2 separate regions of the Mus musculus genome follow, and region 1 is linked to region 2. The links are chromatin loops, found by intact Hi-C in ENCODE. Cell type or tissue: left cerebral cortex. All regions are shown on one strand. Each heading gives the region's core, and the rest is flanking DNA. Links, peaks and the distances in the headings are about the cores only.

Region 1 (5,365 bases), core at 234-5,233, 63 kb before region 2:
TGGCAGCTGCCAGCCTCAACCGCAAGGTGAGTCTCTGCTCACCCTGCCTGCAGAGACCTCCTTTTGTATTGAGAATAAAATCCAGGCTGCACCCCACACACTTGCTCCAGCCCTGACAGCTCCTGCCCCAGTGCTCAGGAGCCCTCAAAAATACTCAAGTTATGTGTCTCTGATCCCCCATCACTTCCTCTCCATTTGTCGCGTGCGTACGTGCGTGCGTGCGTGCGAGAACATGTAGTTGGGCCACTTGTGGGTTCTGGTTCTGCTATACTCCAACTCTCCCCACCTCAGGCCTGGGACTCAGGCCTCCTGCTGCCATACTGCTCCTATGATGGTAATTTTGTCAGGTTGATCAGACTAAGAAATGTGTAGATTAGGACAGCGTATACTGGGTGTGCCTGTGAGGGCATCTTCAGGACAGTTAGGTCATGAGGACCGTGACCTTGTAAACTAGTTCTTATTATGATGGTGTTACTAAGAGGTGACAGAGAGGAGGAGGTGGGAGTTGGCTGGAAGAAGTAGGTCACTGGGGCCAAGTCCTTCAGGGCTGATATTGCCCTAGCTGCTTCCTGTATTTCTTTTCTCTGCTTCCTGCCTGTCAAACTATGAAATGCATGCCCTCACCACCGTGGTGGACGGATTGTTCTGGAACTGTTAGGCAAACAACAACTCTTCCTTCGGATGAGTCTGTCAGGTATTTGGAGAAGACAATGACAAAGGACCAGGCCGCTCTCCTCAGGGGCTGGCTGCGGGTCAGTCTGGTTCACCGCTCTGCTCTGGGCACACAAACCCCCGCCACACAAGTGGCCCTGCCACGGGATCCACGTGCTGCATGAACAAAGGTGGCCCTGAAGTGACCTGTACAAAGTGTTCCTGTCCCCATCTTACAGAAGGTGAAAGAGGGTTTGAACAAGGCACCTCATTTGTTCACTGAGGGAACAGCACAGCCCAGGCTCAGCCCCAAAGACAAAGCCCGGCCATGACCAAATTCTTCCCAAGCCCCCTGAGATGGACAGTCCCCACTGGGAACAGCCAGAGATTTTGATTTGGGTTATTTTTCCTTCTGTTTTCTGATAGAGCACCCTCTTGCTGTGTCTTAAGTTCAGCACATTATTACTGTGTGTCACAGTGAGGGGGAGGGGGGGTGTCACAGCCTGAATTTTACTCCAAGCCTTGAAATTTTGTGGACCCAGGGCCTTGTCAGCTGAGAGTGTGCATTAGAGCTAGCTGGAGGGCTACACAAACAGACATGGCTCCCTCCTCTCTTTTGACTCAGCAGATCGGGGTGGGGAATCTACACAAGTAACAAGCTCCCTGGATTCAGATAGAGCTGACCCAGGGCCCTGCCTGGAAAACCACTGCCCTAGGAGATGCCTATTGTCCCTCCACCCTGCCTCTATGATCCCAGGGTTCTCAGCAGCGTCCAGAAGCCACCAAGGGCAGTGGCTCTGGAGTCTGACACGCCAGCTTGGAATCCCAACTCTGCAGTGTTCTTAAACTCACTGTGCCTCCTCACCAGAACCAGAACCAGAACCAGAACCAGGGGATAGCAGTGCTTCTGGGCCATAACATTTGGAGAGGTTAAAAAAAAAGAGAATGAATACAAAGCTCTTGGTGCCCTGGGACGGCCTGGAATCTGACCTGTTATCAACAGCATCACTGCCCACAGAAGCTCTTAACATCGCCCCTGACCCAGTGGGACAGCGTCACAGTGACTCATGAAGTGCTGCCTTTTAAATAGAGAGCTTTTTAATACAAGCAATAGACTTGCTCTATCCACACTCCTAGAGGAGAGGGCACTGGCAAATTCCACTAGATGTTATTGACCGAACTTTAGCCATTTCCTTTGCTCCCAGCATGCCGTACAATGTACATTCTGGGCTGATCTGTGGTCACGTATACATTTCACCAGACAGGCTGAAGGAGCTATTTATCAAACAGAGTTCCATCTGATTTCCTGAATCTAAGATGTCGCCTAGCCCAAGCTTTCCTCTTGTCACTTTTAAAAATAGAATTGCCCGGTTCCCAGGAGAGCCAGGCAATGGCAAGTCTGCACAAATCTTCTTACTCGTGACCAACAAAGCTAGGCTCTTAAAGTCAGGAAATCAGCCTCAGCCCCCAGACAGGACAACGGGGACTCGAAACCCTGATGGGGGCTTTCTGGCGTTTGCAGGCAAACCACTATTAAATCCAATGGGGAAAGCAGCAAATACGAAAGCAAAAATAACCAAGCCAGGAAAACAAAACACAAGCAAGGGGCTGCGAGGGGTGGGCTGCGATGGGTGGGTGTCAGACGGTGGGGGTGGGGTGGGGGTAGGGAGCAGTTACTTACCAGGCTTGCCTGTTTGTTTTGCAAGCAAAGGGCAAAGAGCAACAGAAAATGGAAGCAAAACAGAGAATCAGGGCAGTTGTTAGAAAAGCAGAAACAAACAAACAAACAAACAAACAAAAAATCGCCACAATCTGGAATGCAGAAAGCGCAGAGGTTCCTTCCTGTCCTGCATTCCATGGAGCCCACTACTGAGCTTAGATAAGGCACGCTTTCTCCTGAGGAGCTGCTGAGAAGGGATGAGCAGGTGTGGCGCCTGGGTCAGAGGAACCAGGCTCTCCCTCAAAACACATGCACTCTGGTCCTAAGCTGCCAGGCTCTCAGGCCCAGGTTCGCCTTGCTGGACAGGTGGAATGAAACTGGGATGAAAACATGGAATCCAGATGAGGCCCATGGGCTTGTTTCTACATGTGAAGGGACCTACTTTCCTACGAGGCAGGCGGGTCCACCCACCTTCCCTGGGCGGTCATGTCACAGGTTGTCAACACGGAACATGAAATGTCTAGTGGCCTCACCCAGCGATCCTCCACAGCAACTGACATACAATTTTTCTGGGTTAGAAAAGCTTTGGAAAAGCGGATGAGGGAGAGGCTGGTGAGTAAGGCTCGTGACTATGCACACAGTAGGGATGTTATCCAAGAGATGATGCACTCAGCTAGGGATGCTGTAGCAGTCTCCCTGAGCCATCCTGGGGGTTCTCTTGTACACAGAAAACTGTTCAGAGTCCAAGAAAGAAATGCACCAAGCCTCTGATACCCACCCTTCTTAACTGTCCAAGATTAAAATGTTCCAACTGCGGTCAGCTGCAATTTCTCTCAGAAGCAGGAATCAGCACCTAGTAGCTTCTGTCTCACCATAATGGCAGATTCCCAGATAGGTCAGCTGGACAGGCTCTCATGCTTAGAGTCCACCAGGGGGAACTCCTGCTTCTCTGAACATCCCTAGCTGTGTGCTTGCTACAAGCTGGCTGTGGCAGCCTTCCCTCAGGCCTTTCTCCCTCAACACCACACTAGCATCTGCCAGTGTCATATCCCAAGACACAGGAGGCAACCCTGTCCACACTGAGAGAAGCCTGTTTCCTCTCCAGTTCCTTTGCCAGCTCTTAGAATGCGCAGCATGTTGAAGTTTCTATCTCATCCATAAGCTTGTGCATTTGGCTCTGATGGGATGCACCTTCCATGGGATCAATGTGGCTGAACGTAGGCCACAATTAATGCTCCCGAGAGGGCCAGCCATTCAACCATTGGCCCTCCTGCTACTGCAAAGGCCACTGAGCCGTTCATCTTGGGGTCAGCTATAGACGGGTAGGACTCAAAAGGCCAAACATTTGCTACAGGGCTCTGTAAGCTTGTACAGATCTAGGCTCTGTAAGCTTGTGCAGATCTAGGCTCAGCACAAACTTGTATGTTTACCCCACAAATCCTTAGGTAGGGAAAAAAAATCATTTTTAAAACTGATTATCATGAACCTAAGCAAATAAACAGATAGCTAGACATAAATCAACATGAAGACCAACTCCCCAAGACTATACAAGCCTGGTCTTGGACTATCTCCAAGAATGTTTCTCATTATAGAGGAGGAGGATGGGGAGGGGGAGATGGAGAGATAGATAGTAACACGAGGAAGGGAGGAATAGAGGAGAGGAGGGGGGCGGAGGAAAGGAGGAAGGAAGGAAAGATGAAGGAAGGCACACAGGTCATTGTGTGTCATTTGCTAGTATAGGGCCGTCTTTCATTGCAGGCCTAAGCAATCTTTCAGCTCTGGCACTCAGGGATGCAGTGTTCTGACGGAGGTGTCACATCTCAGGGAGAGCTGGGATTGGCTACCATGCTCTGCCAGCCGCAAGAGGAAGGGTACTGGGTAGGGAGTTGCCATGGGTTCCATCCTGGCCCTAAATCTATGTGTTAAGGCTGTATATTTAATCATGGACTCTAAACTAAGTTGGGGTTGGGGGTTTTAATTCTATGCTTCCTGCAAGCAAAATCCAACTTACTGGCCAGACTCAGACTCCTTCCCAACATGGTGGATCACCTGGTTGGGTAAATGAGGTCTGTGGAGATGCTGGGGAATTGTGAAGTTGTGACGTACATTCTCCTGGCTATCCTCAGGGTACAGCCACAAGTGCGGCTGAGATGGTCCCTGCCGAGGAACTCACTACTCTTAGAGGAACTGGCTCTGAGCCTTGTGGCTGAAACCCACCCCCATTCCCCTACCCCCTCCCCTGAGCACTCTAGTCGTGACACCCACCGATCATCTGTGCAATGGTCTTCTCATATTCGGCCACAATTTTCCTGGAAGAAAGGCAAGGAAACACTCAGCTATAGAACAGGACGGTGTTAAATCTCTGCCCACGGGGGTGGGGGGTGGGGGGTGTGGGGCGTGGGGGGGTGTTACAGTGTAACCAGGGAACAGCAGCACAAATCCGGTCAGAGCTGGGCTCACACCCTCTGCACTCATCCCTGAGCTCCATCACTAAGTTCCTTCTCCCGGCATAAAGCTCTCAGTCCACCACGCTGTCCACTATGTGAACCAACGGGCCAGAGCGCCCCCCAGAGTCTCACATCTCACTGCTCTCACGGGCTCAGCACTTTCCAGCTGGCTCACGGACATGGCGCTCAATGTGCATAGACAATTTCCCCCGATCTCAGCTCTCTCGTTCCAAGTGTAGCCTAGGGTGTTTGCTTACTTCCTTCTCTCATTTCTGCCACCCAGAATCTGTTTCTCGAGTCTAATTCAAACCTTTCCCTCCCCAGGAAGCCTTTCTCATTGCTCTTGTAGCTCCCTAACATCCTTTCCGTATCTTCTTCCAAAGCCTCCGGAAACAGGAGCTAGTCTCCTCTAATGGAGGAGACATTCCGCAAGGTCTTAGGCTGCTTCTTGTCCCCTTGCATTTTTAATGATTTATTTATTACTTTTATTTTATGTGCATTGGTGTTTCACCTGAATGTATATTTGCATGAGGGTTTTGGATCCCCTGGAATTGGAGTTTCAGACAGTTGTGAGCTGCCATATAGGTGCTGGGAATTGAACCCAGGT
Region 2 (5,365 bases), core at 138-5,137:
CTCTCTGAGAGGGACCAATCTGCTCACTGGGACTACACAAACCACTTACAGGCAGCCAGACTTGAAATCTAAGATAGAACCTTCAAACAAACAAAGCAGAGTGCTTCACAAACAAAAGTCCTTCGCTCGCTCGGTTTCCTCAGTTTCACCTTTATATATGGGCCTCTACAAATCCAGCTTTCACCCAAGAAATGTTCCCTCTAGATTCCTGCTGCCGTGGGCTGCAGCTGGCAGCAGGTGGGCGCCCCTGGCCTTCAACCTCGAACCCATGACATCGGCTTACAGCGGAAGCACTTCTCTGCCGCCACGCCTGCTATGTGTCTGTATCACTCGTGGGCACGAATACTCATATACACTACTATGAAAACACCACACCTGCTGGCACGTGGAAGAGCAGCTTTCTTAATGTAGTTTTCTTTTCTTTACTTTCCTTTCTTTCTTTTTTTTTTTTTTTTAACTTCAAGGTTGGGCAGAACACATCTGTAGGGGAAACACTTAGAGAAGGGGGTGCAAAGGCAAGCCATTAGAAACAACAGCCCTCAACAATTCCCCTTTCCACTTTTCTAAACTTTGGGGAACGGAGGATAGGATTTTTGTGAAGGCGCCTCATGTATCATCTTAAATTGTACTCTCAGACATTTCAGAAGCCTCAAGTGGTAAAACTGGATCAAGTGGAACAATGAAAAGGTTGGATGGGCAGCTGCCCTCTCAAGGTGGCCACGGGGCCTCTATCTTCTGTTGCCACTATCCCCCTGGGACAAACCCTTAAGGACTATTATCTAAAAGAACATGTTCCTACCAGAGTCTCTCCAGACTCAGCCCTCAGCTCCCAAGAACACAAGGCAGTAACTCAACCAGGATAGAAGACGGGGACCTTCGGGACCTGGGAACTTAATTTCCAATGGCTAATGTGCAAGTTTTCCCACCTAGGGTCACATTATCTTTTCTGGTCCCTCCGGTGCTTTGGTGTCAGATGTCACTGATTTCCAGTTCAGAGACTTTGAGAAAACAAACAAACAAAAGAGTCTGAAATTTTCTTTCCTCGAGTCCTATAAGGCAGTAGGATATTCCACACATCGAACAATACTGCACCTGAGTGGATAGGACAGCCTGGCCCTAGGTTCATACCATAAAAACTCCCAAACACAATACACCTCCATTGTAAGATACTGCGCTCTCAGGTTACGGGGATGAAGACACAGGTCGGATGCACACCTGCTCCTCAGAATGACTGGCTGTTCAAAAGGCAGAGCCTGGAAAACCATGCGGCTCAGCCCGGCATTACATCACCACATGAGTCCAGCGTGTCACTTAAGCCCAGCGAAGGGTGAAAGCCCCACACTCCCACACCTCTCATGGGGCCCAAACCCTACTCCAATACACAGACCAGGGCCTGCGAGCTTTAAAGTTACGTATCAAATACTCAAGAACGCACACTGCTCTGCCACCCCCCCACCCCGCAAGTCTCCAGAAATATTCTCCTCTTTGGAAAAGGGGAGAAGACATCCGAGGGAACTGGCAGAACCCACTTTCGACAGCAGCCTTTCTTGCTGAGTTGTGACCTGGCAGACAGACCTAGTCTATAAGCCCCATCCCTCCCGCGCCCCCAACAAGACTGGGTTTGTAATGGAGACTACCATAACAGAAAGAGCAACTGTAACAAACACTCCTCGGGAATAAAAAGCCACTTCTGAGCACATTAGCACTGTGGTTTGGAGAAAAGATCGGATTCCTGGATCGATGCATAGTCAGACTCTGCCTCAACCAATGACAAGGCTGTTTGGCTGTCTTTACTAATAATAGCAGGCGGCCTCGTCCTCGGTGTCAGCAGAAGAGAGTAGCCTGGTGATGCCTGGACTAGCCCGGCTGCACACGCACTCTGAGCTCCATGCCATCCATCTGTCCTGCCATGCAGGGAGCTAACCCAGCACTGTTTCCAGCATGTACAATACTCCTCCTAGGAGGAGGCCCTCTCTCCTTGATGCCTCCAGTTCCCTAGCAGGAAATACCAGTGGGGGCGGGGGTACAGAGGAAAAAGATGCTGATAGCGCAGAAGCCCCCACCATGCACCCTGCTGCTGAATAACCAAAACCGAATTCCAGAGGGCTATTTCTGCTCCAGAGGTATCCCAGGGCTGCAAGAAACTCGGTCCAGCTAAAACACAAAACACTACCAAGCAGCAGCCACCAGGTAAATCTTTGCAAGGCTTCCCGGGCCAGCCTAGGCTTCACGCTGCACCACATGGGGGAGAGAAGCACTAACAAAGCCGGGCAGCCTCTCCTCCCCACGGGGACTACAGGAGGCAGAGCACTGCACTTACATGGCCTCAGAAACCTCCAGGTTCAGGTCACTGGCTGGGGCTGGCTGCAGGGACTGCGACCCTCCCATCCTCGCTGAGCCCTGGCGTGCAGACTAGCCACGAGCAGGGCCAGCGTCCTGGTGCGGTTCCTCCAGCCCGGGGCGGGCCGGCCGGCGGCCGGGGCTGCTGCACTGCAGATGGGAGCAGCTGCTGGCATCCGTGGTGGCGGCGACTGGGAGCAGCGGCTCGAGGCCGGAGCCGGCCCGGGGGGCGAGCACCAAGGCAGTGTGCGCGTGCAAGTGCAGCTGGCGGGTGCGCGCCTAGGTGTGTGCGTGAGCGTGGCCGATACGCGTGGAGCTGCCCGAAAGGAGGCAGTGTGAGCCCAAGCACTGGCGAGGTCGGAAAGGATCTTCTCTTAAAGCCCCCGGTTCAGCCTCTGTGTTGGGACTTGATGATGTCACCACCACCAAGCGGCCTGACGCCTGCATCTTCACAAAGCTCCAACATCCTCCGGAAACTGCTGGGAGGGGGAGCGAAGACCCTCCCCTCTACTCACACACTAAGCCCAGCTTCCCAGCTTAGCCCAGACTGCTAGCTAGTACAGTGAGTCTTTTGAGAAGTAAATATATACTACTCAGCAGTACCTCTCTCTCTCTCTCTCTCTCTCTCTCTCTCTCTCACACACACACACACACACACACACACACATACACACACACACACACACACACACACACACACACACACACACACACCGCCCCAGAGAGCAGGGCAAGGTGGTCTATCAATTGACAAAGTTGGAAACAGGCCCCTGCTCTCTCACTCCCCCAGACTGTAGGAAGGCTACAGAACCAGAAAAACAGGCTGCAGTGGAAACTGAGGACCACACACCTGAACTTTCTCCAGACAGGAAGGCTGGGGAAGGACTAAAGTCTGTCCCAGAAGCATCGATCTGGCACAGTTCCTAGGCTTGCAGCCCACCAAGGCCAGGCTTCCAAGGATACCTTCATAGCTTAACAACTCTGCAGAGGTTGGGGCCAGCTGGAGAGAGAGCAGCACAGGGCCACCTTCAGGGACTGGGGCTGGATTCTGGTCTTTGGCCACCAGAAGAATTTTCTCTAAAGTCAAGCCCTATGCTATGCAAGCTGTGCTCCAGCGTCAGGGTCCTCCCTCATATACCAAGGATGTACAGGGGAATAATCCCCGATCCTAAACATAGGCAGGCTGGCATAGATGCTGGGGACACCCAGTGCCAGACCCCATTTCCCTGCTGGGGAGCAGCTCGGAAAGTCTCAGCAGTGGAGCTCTGGGCCTTCTCACTGGAGGCTACTTGAAAAGCATTCTATCTCCCTGTAAGTGCCTGTCACCCTAACACCCGACCACCACCTTACACATTCAATGCAATGGCTTTCTGAGCCCCGAACATTTACAGCTGGATTCAAACACCACTGCTTACAGGAAAGTGGAAAGACTCTTCTATGTTTTTACAATTCCTCAACTGGAATGACAGTTAGCTCATAAGAAGCATGTACATTATGGCCCCCCAAAAATAATAATATGAAGTAAAACCGACCGGTGCATACCATAAAATAAAATAAAGCTACGCAACACACTTTAAGATTCCTCCCGACGTACGTACTGACTGCCTTCTAAAAGTGTGGCTAAGGACGTCCGCACAGGCTGCACATCTAGAATTGCTACTTGCCTATAAGCTGCAGAGCCCGAGGGCCAGCTGACTTTCCTGGGCTCACATTTCTTCTCTGTGTCAAAAATACTACACCATCAAAATTGCTCCTCCAGATTGAGTGACACGAAATCTCCAGGAAGCACTGAGCTTTCTGTGTTTAAATAAAAACAGCAAACGATGCCGCCAGTCGTGTGGGGAAGGTAACCTTCAGCAGGGCAGCACACCTCCACGAAGGCCATCGTCACTCAAGGTCAGCACTACTGTCACCTGGTGCCAAGAACCCTGCAACTTATTTATTCAACCATAGGGAGGGGGAGGGGCTCTTTATTTAAAACAAAAACAGATCTTTTAGTTCTGTCTGCAGGTAGGGAGCCAAAAGAACCTTACATGTGTAGGAAAAGATCTTCATCAATGTTGATATGTAATCTTCCAAGGAAAGGGGCTCTCTCCCTGGGCACGTAGTATACAGAGTTCAGTTAGGTTACAACTAGGAAAAAATGGGAGAAATGAGAAGGAGGAGGGTCCTAGTTCCAGCCTGAACTAACCCCATTTTGCCCCTCACTGGCTCTATTCTGCCTCTTTAACTTTCTGCTTCGAGAATCTTCTACAAAGGCCCTGGACTGACAGATAAACATCTTCATGACAAAGGACCAACAGAGAGGACCTCTAAGCACTTGGGGCGAGGCTTGCAGGACATATCCCCCTCTCAAGGAGAAAACAGTCCATGATGGTGCAACTTTGTAAGGAACAGGGGCGAATTGCTTGGCGGGACCCAGACTGTCCCCCTCAAAGAGGGAGATGTATTAACTCATGGGACCCAGACAGTCCCCCTCAAGGGACAACAATGGCAGTAACACATTCAGAGCCCCAGGCAGAACTGAGACAAAGGCCTCCTGGCCTGACCAGGATCACAAGCTCTCAGTGAGGCAAACCCAGCCCTCTTCTTCTGCCCACTCCCTGCCCCCTTTTTTCCTCCTTATAAAATATCGGAGTTCCCAACAGCCCATTGAAGACAGACTTGGAGTCACCAAATCCTTTATCTGCTTTTTCCAACAGTCATATTCATTAACTCTGTCCTTCACCACACCTTATCTCTGACTGGTGTGCTCGGACTTCTAGATCTGATGACAGGGTCACAACCCGAACCTGTTTGGGTCGGTTTGCACAGGGCAGGCAGGGTCACAGGTCTGTCAAAATGTCTTTACCCTTGGTAAGTAGGAGGTTTCTGCCAAAAGTGAATGCTTTGAAATAGCACCAGAGTTCAAATCCTGATTGTCCCATCATTGGCTATATGCCCTTGAACCAAATGCCTAAGCACACAGCATGGAAGTACCAGCTGATCAAGAAAAATGGGCATGCTACTCCAGAAGGATATTGGG

What was found. Hi-C counts contacts between places; a loop is a spot of excess contacts. Peaks named below come from ENCODE experiments on the same cell type or tissue, not always from the same donor. Only the 100,000 strongest peaks of a DNase experiment are listed, where the experiment ranks them.
Region 1: a loop joins it to region 2, with 2.2 times the contacts of the local background. A loop is called at or near these places in 6 of 42 quality-filtered maps.

The regions. Positions count from the first base shown.
Region 1 is chr7:130,752,873-130,758,237 of GRCm38, reverse strand. It overlaps Tacc2 (transforming, acidic coiled-coil containing protein 2), which reads right to left. Exons shown (of 22, transcript NM_001004468.3): 18 at 4,577-4,620. Among named protein-coding and RNA genes, the nearest start is that of Btbd16, 19 kb to the left of the region's middle. In left cerebral cortex, for the core only: a CTCF peak has its summit at 3,236 (motif pointing right); DNase peaks (open chromatin) are centred at 1,891, 2,942 and 3,238; H3K27ac peaks cover 672 bases.
Region 2 is chr7:130,689,943-130,695,307 of GRCm38, reverse strand. The region is part of intron 5 of Tacc2 (transforming, acidic coiled-coil containing protein 2); the gene reads right to left. Among named protein-coding and RNA genes, the nearest start is that of Gm34283, 28 kb to the left of the region's middle. In left cerebral cortex, for the core only: CTCF peaks have their summits at 1,277, 2,163, 2,417 and 2,665; DNase peaks (open chromatin) are centred at 1,347, 2,011 and 2,642; H3K4me3 peaks cover 2,369 bases; H3K27ac peaks cover 1,752 bases.